Linked DNA regions of Homo sapiens: region 1 is linked to region 2. Evidence: chromatin contacts called from ENCODE Hi-C data. All regions are on one chromosome and are shown on one strand. Each heading gives the region's core, a stretch centred on a gene start or an enhancer-like site at or near the end of the contact. The rest is flanking DNA. Distances are from core to core; before and after follow the strand shown. Region 1 holds the start of SOD2 (superoxide dismutase 2). Region 2 holds the start of MAP3K4 (mitogen-activated protein kinase kinase kinase 4).

Region 1 (6,173 bases), core at 1-2,500, 1.3 Mb after region 2:
AGCCCTTCCTGTTGTGAAGCCAAGTTCAGGTGGTTCCTCTTCGCCTGACTGTTTTCCCATTCCACTTACCGGAAGCCTAGTCATCCTTCGGAGGGCTGTACGGGGGTTGCAAGAAGCAACGGAAACGGTTCAGCACCTGCTACCTTCCATCATATTCTTTTCAATAAAGGGGCAACTCCCGCCAATGGCAGTGTAGATTTCCTAACCTCTACACATGGAAGATTCACACCATTCAGGATTGTTGTTTAACTGTTGAGAGAGCACTTGATACTTAACAGCTTACTAGGCTACAAGACAGCGCAGGAAAGAATCCTCTGTTGTCCTTTTATGTTATCCTGAACAGTTGGTTCACAGAGTTACTGTAAACACACAAAACATGACTGCCAGGGCTTAGTAGTGAGGAAGGTGGGAACTAGTCCTGACTCAGTTAACTGTGCCCAGGAGAAGCTGCTTAACCTCAAAGGATTTCACTATTACTAGAATCAATAATACCAACCCTAGGGGTAAAAATAAAGATAAATGTGTGCAAATCCTGCCTGCAGTCTCGGGCACGTCGTGGGTGTCCAAGAACTGTTCTTAGGCAGCCGGTGGGGACAAAGTCTGTGTGCCTCCTGTCCTGGAATAGGTCCCAAGGTCGGCTTACTTGCAAAGCAAGGGTACGGCGCAAGAGTACTGAATACGGGTTGGAAGGGCGCTGGCTCTACCCTCAGCTCATAGGCCGGCTGGGCGGCGCTGACCAGCAGCTAGGCCCCGTCTTCCCTAGGAACGGCCACGGGGGCCCTGGGAGGGTATGAATGTCTTTTTGCAGTGAGGCCTCTGGACCCCGCGGCCCCCCGGCAGCGCAACCAAAACTCAGGGGCAGGCGCCGCAGCCGCCTAGTGCAGCCAGATCCCCGCCGGCACCCTCAGGGGCGGAGCCGGAGGCAGGGCCTTCGGGCCGTACCAACTCCACGGGGGCAGGGGCCGCCTCCCTTCGGCCGCGCGCCACTCAAGTACGGCAGACAGGCAGCGAGGTTGCCGAGGCCGAGGCTAGCCTGCAGCCTCCTTTCTCCCGTGCCCTGGGCGCGGGGTGTACGGCAAGCGCGGGCGGGCGGGACAGGCACGCAGGGCACCCCCGGGGTTGGGCGCGGCGGGCGCGGGGCGGGGCCCGCGGGGGGGGGGGGCGGGGCGGCGGTGCCCTTGCGGCGCAGCTGGGGTCGCGGCCCTGCTCCCCGCGCTTTCTTAAGGCCCGCGGGCGGCGCAGGAGCGGCACTCGTGGCTGTGGTGGCTTCGGCAGCGGCTTCAGCAGATCGGCGGCATCAGCGGTAGCACCAGCACTAGCAGCATGTTGAGCCGGGCAGTGTGCGGGTGAGAAGAAAGGGGACCCGGTCACGGCCCCAAGGGCGAAGGGGCTCGCGGCGGGCAGGGCCTCCGCGGCAATGGCGACAGTGGCCGCACCGGGCCTGGCGGGACCGGGGCACCTGCAGGCGGTTCTCCCGGGAGTGCCCGGCGCGGCGGCTGGAGCGGGGATCCGCAGGGAGGGGACGCGGGGACTCGGGGGACGCCGCGCGCTGCCGTTCCTCGGCAGCCCAGCCTGCGTAGACGGTCCCGCGGCGCTGACTGACCGGGCTGTGCTTTCTCGTCTTCAGCACCAGCAGGCAGCTGGCTCCGGTTTTGGGGTATCTGGGCTCCAGGCAGAAGCACAGCCTCCCCGACCTGCCCTACGACTACGGCGCCCTGGAACCTCACATCAACGCGCAGATCATGCAGCTGCACCACAGCAAGCACCACGCGGCCTACGTGAACAACCTGAACGTCACCGAGGAGAAGTACCAGGAGGCGTTGGCCAAGGGTAGGTTCCAGGCTGAGCGGCGGGAGGCAGTCCCCGGCAGAGGCGACCCCAGGGAGCCAGGCCCCATACGGACGGGCCTCTCCGTGGAGGAGAACTCGCTTCGTATTTGTACCGGTTCCGAGTTTTCCAGGCACGATAGTCTCTCTTTTAAACACATGGTCTACCTCATTGTAGAAGGAGTGCCTCGATGGGTTTGAACACACTTCTGTCATCTCAGGGAACTTGGGGTCCTGCGAAGGAGCTTGCCTTACTGTTGTGAGCCACATTCCGTTACACATATTGCCAGCACTGGTGAATTGTAGGGCCTGAAAAGAAAGCTCTACTGTGTCACTCGTTTTTTTTGCAAATTGAAATTGTTCTTGTTGTATAATGTGCTTTGGGGAAATGTTTGGTCTCTCAGGTAGGTGTGCCAGCCGTTTGCAGGAGGGCTGAGAGCGCCTGTCCACTGGTGGCCAGACATCATCGGGTCCGCAGGTGTCTCTGAGTGTCAGGGTCACCTCCTGATAGAAGTGGGAGTGGTGTCTTACTGCCAGGTCACACTGAAGGTGGGAGACAGGAGGACACTACTCCGTGCTAGGAACCATGGTCCTTGTCATCTTCCTGAGAGCAAACGGGGTCGGGACTCCAGCCTAGGACTTGGAGACTCCCTGCATCCCCAGCTACCCTGCAGGTGAAACTTCACTGAGCCCACTTGACTTCAGGTGGGAGAGGAGGAGGCACACCGTTGTGGTGTGCGTTACCAAAAAAGCAGTAACCTAACTGTGGAACAGTTCAGGATCTTTAGACTTGATACTTTTCTTGATTTCCCTTAGGGGTCAAAGTTCACAAGGAAAATAGCCCTTTAGTGGGAAACTGAAACAGGCTTGTTTTTATTTACTATTTACTCATATTTGTAATGCAATTAAAATATATGTTGTTAACTTTTTTTTTTTTTCTCAAGAGCTCGGTTGATAAAACCAGGGGTATGTGGACTTTTTGAGTCTGTGCCTTTTGGGGGTGTGTATGGGAATGTTATGTTTTAACGTTTTTTACAAAATAGTATTGTCTTTTTAATTTATTCGTTAGTGGTTTGCACAAGGAAGATAATCGATAGTCATGTTTTTTAGACTCTCTGTATTGCTTGGTAAGCTACGTAGTAAAAAATGTTTACTTTTCCTTAAATGTTTTGAATTTCGGGGTTATGAAATTTGTTGAGTAATTTTTAGACAGTCACATCTTGTTGACTGGAGGCATCTAGTGGAAAAATGCAGTATTTCAGCCTGATTGTGTTTGAAGTAAATGATTAAAAGAGGAGGAAGTTACCACATTCTGGAAGATTTACTTGAGACAGACGAACCTTGAATTACGGGAAAAGGCCCCGTGATTTAGGAAATAACAAATTTGGGAAACATGTAATGGGGAGAGACTGGGGAATACCCCAGTTGTGAAAGTACTTCCTGTAAGGCAACATCTGACACCAGGAACCTTTCTCTTCAGTATTTTAAAAACAACTTAATTTCAGTCCTTTACTTGTGGAATCAGAGCCTTACTTATGTAATACAACCCACTGGAAAAAAGCTTTTTATTGTATTGTACTATATTGTTTATAAGTGATTGAGTACCTGCAGAGCTTTCTTTTACTTAAACATATTTTAAAAATTATTAAAAAGATTTTCATGTTTGAAAACTTGGGGAAAAAAGATAAAACAATGTCATAATCTCATCACATTTAACTGACTAATATGAATATTTTTCAACAAAAAGCATTTGACTTTTATTATTATTTGAGGCAAAAACTAAACTGAAACCAAATAAAATGTTGAATTTCAGAAAAGTGTTCTTAAAAGCAGATATTAAGCCCTCAATTTTTATTAATTTTAAAATGAGTAAGCAAACTGTAAGATGTTAAGATTATTAAATTATCTCTCATTAAGCATGTATCTTTCCCATTTTAAAAATTCAGTTACTATTGATTTATTAAAAAACAATAGAAAAGTTACATCTATTTTTAGAGTGACTCTCAAGAAAATTTAATAAGGGAAACACAGATCTATAAAAAACTGTTTGTAAACCTAACAAAGGAAAAAAAAAGTTGGTGTCTTTAAAAAACCCTTTGAGATTAGCTGTGTATTCAGATATCAGTTGGTTCTCTCCTTTCTGAATCGCTAAACAACTGGAGCTTGTTTCAGAAAGCAGCATTGTCTACGTATGTTCCTTTTAAAAATTTTTTTTTTAATTCTGTCTAAAAAAAACAGACGGGGTCACACTATGTTGCCCAGGCTGCTCTTGAATTCCTGGGCTCCCCTATCCACGCACCTCGGCCTTCCAGAGTGCTGGGATTACAGGTGTGAGCCACCGTGCCTAGTCAGACATACTTTTTTTTTTTTTTTTTTTTTTGACGGAATCTCAGTCTGTCCCGCAGGTTGGAGTGCAGTGATGTGATCTCGGCTCACTACAACCTCCGTCTCCTGGGTTCAAGCAATTCTCCTGCCTCAGCCTCCTGAGTAGCTGGGATTACAGGCGTACGCCACCACGCCTGGCTACTTTTTGTGGGTTTTTTAGTAGAGACAGGGTTTTTCCATGTCGTCCAGGCTGGTCTGGAACTCCTGACCTCAAGTGATCCGCCCATCTCAGCCTCCCAAAGTGCTGGGATTACAGGCGTGAGCCACCTCACCTGGCCTTGTATGTATGTTTTTTTCTTTCTCTTTCTTTTTTTTTTTCTGTGACGGAGTATTGCCCTGTCGCCCAGGCTGGAGTGCAGTGGCGTGTTCTTGGTTCACTGCAACCTCTGCCTCCTGGGTTCAAGCCATTCTCCTGCCTCATGCTCCTGAGTAGCTGGGATTATAGGCACGCGCCACCATACCTGGCTAATTTCTGTATTTTTAGTGAAGACAGGGTTTCACCATGTTGGCCAGGCCGGTCTTGAAATCCTGACCTGAAGAGAGCTGCCCGCCTCGGCTTCCCAAAGTGCTGAGATTACAGGCGTGAGCCACCGCACCCGGCCCAGACATATGTTCTTAACGTACACTTTCAGAACAGCAGTTGAGAACTTTTTCCAAAATGTAAGCTCCTTGAGAGCAAAGCTCTCAGTGGGTCTCTGTGTCCTTTACTTTGCTTCTCTTGGTATCTTGTGGATAATATGCACAAAATATTTATTAAACAAGAGGATTTCCATTTTTTTCTAATATTAATAGTTCATTTAGTCTGTAGCTTCTTGAAGGCATAGAAAAGACTATTTTATTTTGCCTACTTATTTGGCAAGGTACCCATGCAGTATGCCAGGAGTTACAGGGCCTATTGAGAAGGAGTAAAGGGTCTGGGAGGGGTGGCAGGGAGTTGCTAATTCATGTATGGTGGCTAGAGAAGGCTTCACTGATGGGGTTGATGTTTCAGTGGAGACTTGAAGGAGGAACAGGAACGCAGCATGAGACTGTCTTGGGGAAGAGTGTTCAGCAGAGGCAGCAGTGCTCAGCTAGCCTTGAGGGGAACATCCAAGTTGGTCATGTGAGTGCAAAAAGGCCAGTGAGGCTGCAGCTGCGTGAGCACGTGCTCAATGACGGGGTCAAGTGCAGCGCCTCTTGGTAGTAAGAGTAGCTGAGTGTAAACACCTAGGGTTCGCTCCAGTGAGAAGGGGAGCCTTTGGAGGGGGCAAGGCCCACCCCCACCCCCCAAAACTGAGGGGATAGTGGCACCAGTGCAGTGAGAAATACTGGTCCTCTGTCCCAATGAGGTGGCAGTAGAGTTAGGGAGAAGGGATTAGGTTCTGCTTGTGTTTTATTTTTTTCTTTTATTTTTCTCTGTGTGCTTTTATATAGATTGGATGTATTTTAAAGGTAGAGCTGGCTTTGCTAATGGATATGCTGGTGGATTGGATGTGGGGTGAAGGGAGAGGAGTCAAAAATGACATCAGGTTCCCAAGGATGTCCTGAGGGACAGAGCTGGCATTTACTGAGACGTGGAGGACAATAGGAGGAGTAAGTTTGGGGTAGAACATCAGGAGTTCAATTTTGAGTATGTTGAGTTTCTTGTTAATGTGACTTGGAGATATTTCCCAATGAATCGTCGTCTGTCTTGAAAGTGAGAGTTGAAGGTTTTCTGTACAGTCTGTATGTTGAGCCATACATTTTAGCATTCTATTATTTTGATTGTCCTCTTTGGTGTTTCATTTCCTAAAATCTCTTCTATCTAAGAGATCCCTGAGCCTAGCAGCCAGGAGTGAATTTTCTAGCTTTTCCACCTCTGCTAGGTCCTTCATCAGTTGTTCAGCATGTCTGGGACAAATAATTTTGGGGCGGGGGGGTGCTGAATTTTAGGACAAACGGATGTTATAGATAAGCTGGTCCCATTATCTAATAGCTTACAAA
Region 2 (6,331 bases), core at 1,952-4,451:
CCCAACACTTTGGGAGGCCAAGATGGGCGGATCACGAGGTCAGGAGTTCAAGACAAGCCTGACCAACTTGGTGAAACCTTGTCTCTACTAAAAATACAAAAATGAGCTGGACCTGGTGGCAGGCACCTATAATCCCAGCTACCCGGGAGGCTGAGGCAGGAGAATTGCTCGAACTCGGGAGGCAGAGGTTGCAGCGAGCTGAGATCACGCCACTGCACTCCAGCCTGGGCAACAGAGAAAGACTCTGTCTCAAAAAAAACTAAAAAAACCTAAAAACTAAAAGTAGAACTACCATTTGATCCAGCAATCCCACTACTGAGTATCTACCCAAAGGAAAACAACTAATCATATGAAAAAGACACATGTACACACGTTTATAGCAGCAATTCGCAATTCACAACTGCAAAAATATGGAACCAACCTAAATGCCCATCAACCAATGAGTGGATAAAGAAAATGTGGCATATATACACCATGGACTACTACTCAGCCATGAAACAACGAAATAATGGCAACTGCAGCAACTTGGATGGAGCTGGAGGCCATTACTCTAAGTGAAGTCACTCAGGAATGGAAAACCAAACATCGTATTCACTTATAAGTGAGAGCTAAGCTAGGAGGATGCAAAGGCGTAAGAATGATATAATGGACTTTGAAGACTCGGGGGAAGGCTCAGAGCGGGGTGAGGAATAGACTACATATTTGGTACAGTGTACATTGCTTGGGTGACAGGTGCACCAAAATCTTAGAAATCACCACTACAGAACTTATCCATGTAACCAAAAAACACCTGTACCCCAAAAACTATTGAAAATAAAATAAAAAAGAAAATTGTAAAAAAAAAAAAGAGGTGGCATTTCACACATTTTGAACACGTACACTGAGCTCCTCTAAAATGGTTAAAAAAAAAAGTTCAAATGAACAACTGGATAGACCCCCTACATCTTTTACCAAAGATCTACAGTAATTCTGTCAGAGGTCAGTTCTATGTATTGAAGAGCAGGTGGTGACAACGAGGACATAAAAAAGAGAAAACAACAGCTTTGTCAAGTAATCTGTTTTACAGATTTTTCTATTGTAAAATTAACTGCAATGTTGCTAAGAAAAATATTGAGATCTTCTTGTTCCGTACACTGCTGTTCACTTACAGTTGGATGAAACCCATTATCCTGACCTATTTTTATTATAACACAGACAGAAGCCTGACTGAAAAGTCAAGTTTTTTTTTTTTTTTACCACTGAAGCAGCAGTCATTTTTGCAGCACATTTTCATTTCTCTGCCCTTCTCGCTTTTACCTAAGAATGCTCATGTCCATTTCTTTCCGGAGTAGGGTTATACAGAATTCTAATTTCTGATCCGCCCATTTGGATAATGAATTCTTCATGGTGGTTAAAGACATGGGCTGTGCAGCCAGACCTTTCTTCATTACCAGCTGTGAAACCCTGGACAAGATACTTAAACTGTGTGCCTCAGTTTCCTCATCTGTCAAAAAGAGAGTATAACAGGACCTACCTCATAGAGTTGTTGAAAAGATTAAATGGGTTAATAGAAATAAAGACAATGGCCTATTTTAACCGTTAAGTGTTCACTATTAATTTTAAAGAAAAAGGTATCAAAATTGCTCGAAAACTGATCCGTTAACAAATTTATAATAAACTTTCTGACAAAATTTCTAAAAATACTAGATGTATTCAAAAGGAACCAAAGGAATTCTCATTACACCCTGTACCATTATTCAGAGAAGTTGTTCCTTAGAAGTACCCAGAACTATCTCAGAATTAAAAGAGGCAACTAATTTCTTCACAGCTTATAAAAATAAAACAAATTTGTTTGGGCCAACTGAATGATGACAAGCAAGAATATGGCTCCTGTGTTCAGTTCTAACTACAGTTACAGGTGTGAATTTTCTTTAAGCAGGAAAAAGAGGACACTTTACTGCCTTATTCCTAGAACCATAGAGCAAGACCATAAGATGCCAAGAGGAGCTGCCGAGGTATTTTCATTACAGGGGACAGGGGGCAGCAGTTTGCAAGTTTACTCTGGGATGCAAAGGACAGGGAGTAAGAGGACATTTGAACATACAAACATAGGCACGTAAAAAGAGGGAAATTCTCAGTTATGGTGAGTTTGTTCTCTCAATTAAAAAAAAAATAAAGACATAAAAATAAGTTAATAGAGTATGGAAGAAAAAGCAACAAATGCTTTGGTTACCGAAGTTCCACCTTAGAGCTTCCTGCAGTAGCAAAGTTTTAGACAAATGAATCCTTACTTTTGTGCACGTGTGAGCAACAATCTGCACAATACTAGCACTAAAGGACAGTAAGGGGCCCTCAGAACAGGAAAGCAACGTATCTGTCTGCATAGTCTAAGTGCAATTTCTCACGGAAGAGATGACAGGCATTCTCTGGAGCGGGCAAAAGGAGAGGAGGAGGAGAACGCGGGGAAATAGCCAGTACGCACTCGATTTCCGAATGTCTCTTTTACTCGAATGAGGGCAGAGGGGAGGGACCACTTTCGTTCAGTAATGATGAGAGGCACTTCAGTGAGGCCACTCTTCCGAAGCTAGCGGCAGGGGAGGCAGCCGCACTCTGCTCCCAGCCCCCGCAACGTTGAGGGTGAGCTGGGGGAGTCTACAAGGGAAGGGGAGCCGGCAACACGCTCGAGCGGAACCCTGCGGAGCTGCAACCCCGGGAGGAGTCGCCGGACAGACTCAGACGCGGTCCCCTGGGACCCAGGGATGCACCGCGCCCCTCCCGCCCCAGCCTGCAGAGACTGGATGCTTCCCTCCCCACCTGGCGGGAAGCAGAGGCCCTCGGGCCCGACCGAGTTCGGGCCAGGACCCGCCCCGCTTTCTGCGAGCGACCGACTGCGGCCGCCACACTCACCTCGCCGCCAAGCAGCACTCGGGTTCTGACTCGGTCTCGGGTTCCGGTGGCGGTGGTGGCGGCGGCGGCGGTGGCGGCGGCTCCTCCATGGCGGCGGCAGGCGTGACGGCAAAGGCGGGAGGAGGGACCAGCGCGGCAGCGGCTTCTCTCATCCGTGCACGGAGCCCCGCATGGCCGCGGCGGGCAGTAAGCTGCAGCCTGGCGCGGGGCACCGGAGCCCCGAAGTGCGGGAGTGACTCGACTCCGCCTCCGCCTCTACCCCGCCGCAGGAGCCGTGCGCGCCGCGGCCATCTTGGAAACGGCGACCGGCCGAGCGCCGGGGCTACGGTGGGCGGCGAGGGACAAGCCTCCCAGATCGGCGGCGGTGGCGGCGGCGGCGGCGGGCGCCGGAATGCGACCGGACGGGGGCGGAGACGGCGGCAGGGAGGGGCGGGGAGCGCCGTCAAGTGTCGGCGCGATTCGGTCCTGGAGCCGGGTCTCGCCAGCTCGCCCGGTGTCGCCCCGGCCGGTGGCAGTGGGGGACTGTGGAGCGGAGCCGGGCTGTGCAGCGGGCTGGGAGCTCGAGGCTTCCCAGGCGGTCGTCGGTCTGGGAGGGACGCTGGGTAGGGCCGATGAGCGGGGCGGGCGCGACGCTATGAGCCCGGCCGGAGTCGCCGCCCAGGGACCTGCCACCCGGATCCCACCTTCCAGGAGGACGGACGTCACCCAGACGCTCGCAACTCCGGTCTCTTGACAGCGCAGCCTTCCACAGGCTCGAATTTTTAAGACTTGACATAAAGTCTCCGGAATTCCAGATTATTAAAGTGACCCCCTCATTTCAACCCGGCAAAACTTCTCACCCCAGTGTCATAAGATTCGATAGCGATCTCCCAGAAACTTGGACTGGAATGCTCCTACACTGAGGGGATGGGGGGAAGAAGAAATGCTAAAGATTATTTCAGAGTTACAGAAATCCTGTTGAAATTCCAATGCATCGTTTACTCTTAGCGCTGGGGCTTCACAGTTTTTTTTTAAGTTGGAAATATTTACAAAATTTCCCATAGGGTGAAATCCAGAGTTAATCCAAAACCAGAATCTTTTAAAATTAAGTACATTCAAATGTGCAGATTTCTTAAACCTCATTTAGTTGAGCTTTGATAGGTGAAACGCACGTTTTGAACAACTCTGGTAACAAAGAAAAACATTAAATTGATTATAGGTATGTTATATTTAAAGACCAGTTGTGAAATTAGCTATATTGTGCTCAAAGTATGTTACTGACATTTCTCCGTCGTTAAAAGGAACTGCTCCATTCTAGTTTTTTATAATAGTCTGTATTATGTATATAGCCTGATAGTGCTGAATTTCTGAATTGACCTTCATCTTATTTACTCAATAATATTCATTTGACAAATACTTATTAAGTGCATATATGTGTCAGGAACTGTACTAGATGCTGAGGATATAGCAGTAAGCGCAACAGACCAAGCTAACAGCTTAGTAAAGGGTGAGGTAAAACAAAACAAAAAAGTATTCAAAAAAATAAACTAATTTTTATCTTAATTTAAAAAATTACAAATTTTTAAAAATCACAAATTGGTATCCATGTATAATTCATTTCCGTGCATTTTCTTGTGTGAAGAAAGCTCAGTAAAAGTATTTCTTAGGTTTCTGTAATTCTAGTTCTCTACTCGATTTTCTTCTGCAATTTTCTGAGCCAGAACCCTTCTTAGAAGGCATATTAGAGACTTTAAAAGTTAAATAATAAAATAAATCTCTTCTTTAAACAGCATTGTACTACGTATTCTTTGGTATGACTACCGAATTTAAGCTAGCTGATAATGCAGACACGTGTGTCCAAGTCACAAAACACTTAGCAAATATAATCAGCATGCGGGAGACCTGTGGCTTGTTCTTGTGTTTTAATTTCCACTTGAGGATACTATGTATTTTAGCAGGAACCAAGTAAATTTACACTTACCTAATCAAGTAATGCATCATGTATAGAAACCTAAGTTAACTGGTACTAAATATTCAATATAAGTGTTGTGACTTTTCGCCCCACCCCCATGCTGGGTCCAGGAAAGCTGTTTCTCTGGCTGACAACCCTCTCATCTCACCCCGTGCCCCCACTTTGTCTTCAGGGCTCCCAGTGAGCGCCTCACAGCCCCCAGATTTCTTTTCTGCCTTCTCCACCATAGTGTAAGCTCCTTCAGGAAAGAAGCTGTTCTTCCTTCTTCTGACCTTTGCCTAGGGATCAAATGTCTCTGGTGCCCAACATGGTGTTAGTAGAACTCAGTAAGTATTGTTGCATTAATGAAATAGTTATTTTTTTTAAGTTATTAGATTTTTGTCTCTAAATTTTTATTCTTGTTTAGCACATGGTTGGTCTCATTGTCTCATTACCTTTAATAATGTTCTTTTTTTATTTTGGAGACAGGGTCTTCCTGGGCTCAAGTGATCCTCCCACCTCAGCCTCTGCTGTAGCTGGGACTACAGATGCATACCACCATGTCCAGCTAATTTTAAACATTTTTTTTTTTTTTTTGGTAGAGCTGAGGCCTCACTATGTTGCCCAAGCTAGTCTTGAACTCCTGGCCTCAAGTCTCCCAGAACCCTGGGATTATAGGTGTAAGCCACTGCACCCAGCCTAATCATGTTAAAAACAATGACAACAAAATCTTCAGAGAATTACCTTTCACTCTTTGTCCTCAAGACCGAATCCACATAGCCCTTATGGAATTTCTTTACTTTGAAATGAGTTTAAAAAGCTAAGGTTCTACTGAAGACCTAGTCTAGGTTGAGCTACGTAACATTCAGAACATTGCTTACCATGAGTTTAAAGCCCATTTTTGACATACACAAAACCAGTTACATATTCATATGCATGTTCTTTCTGCTTTGCCAAAAACACTCAAAAACCTTGGACATATGCTACCACTATTATGAAGTCTCAAATTTCCTCTCTATATAGTGTGTATATATATATATGTACATAAATGTAAAGGGCATAATTGTAACACCTTAGCATATTTCAAGGCTAGTATATTAGTCAATTTTATGGATTTTGCCACAGGATTATTTAAAAAAAATTTTTTTATTTTGAGATGGAGTCTTGCTCTGTTGCCCAGGCTGGAGTGCAGTGGCGTGATCTCAGCTCACTGCAACCTCTGCCTCCCAGGTTCAAGCGATTCTCCTGCCTCAGCCTCCTGAGTAGCTGAGATTACAGGCACCTGCCACCACACCTGGCTTTTTGTATTTTTTAGTAGACACAGGGTTTCACCATGTTAGCCAGGATGGTCTCAATAAAATAAGTGATGTGATAAATAGGGTTATGTCTGCTATTAAAAAGAAAAACCTCTAAGGCTATAGTTTTTAAAATTATTATTAGCGTGGTGCTGCATTTTACTTAAAATAAGTTCCTCCCTTCCTTGTGGTATTCCTGAGGGAGCACACCCCTTCATTT

The links. A loop is a pair of places that touch in the nucleus more often than their neighbours do. Pooled maps may share reads with other maps.
Region 1: a map of CD8-positive, alpha-beta T cell shows a loop between it and region 2 (8-fold over the local background). The contact joins the promoter of SOD2 here to the promoter of MAP3K4 in region 2. A Hi-C loop is called at or near these places in 2 of 168 maps with a recorded cell type or tissue (B cell and CD8-positive, alpha-beta T cell) and 8 of 50 pooled maps.

Annotation. Positions count from the first base shown.
Region 1 is chr6:159,688,318-159,694,490 of GRCh38, reverse strand. It overlaps SOD2 (superoxide dismutase 2), which reads left to right and starts at 1,250. Exons shown (of 5, transcript NM_000636.4): 1 at 1,250-1,346; 2 at 1,628-1,830. The coding sequence starts at 1,324. RefSeq lists silencers at 48-217, 898-1,187, 1,388-1,567 and an enhancer at 1,938-2,007.
Region 2 is chr6:160,988,639-160,994,969 of GRCh38, reverse strand. It overlaps MAP3K4 (mitogen-activated protein kinase kinase kinase 4), which reads right to left and starts at 3,201. Exons shown (of 27, transcript NM_005922.4): 1 at 2,887-3,201. The coding sequence starts at 3,038. MAP3K4-AS1 (MAP3K4 antisense RNA 1) reads left to right here and starts at 2,628. Exons shown (of 1, transcript NR_174962.1): 1 at 2,628-4,652. RefSeq lists silencers at 2,396-2,525, 2,439-2,733, 3,196-3,525 and enhancers at 2,794-3,663, 3,616-3,685, 3,706-3,765.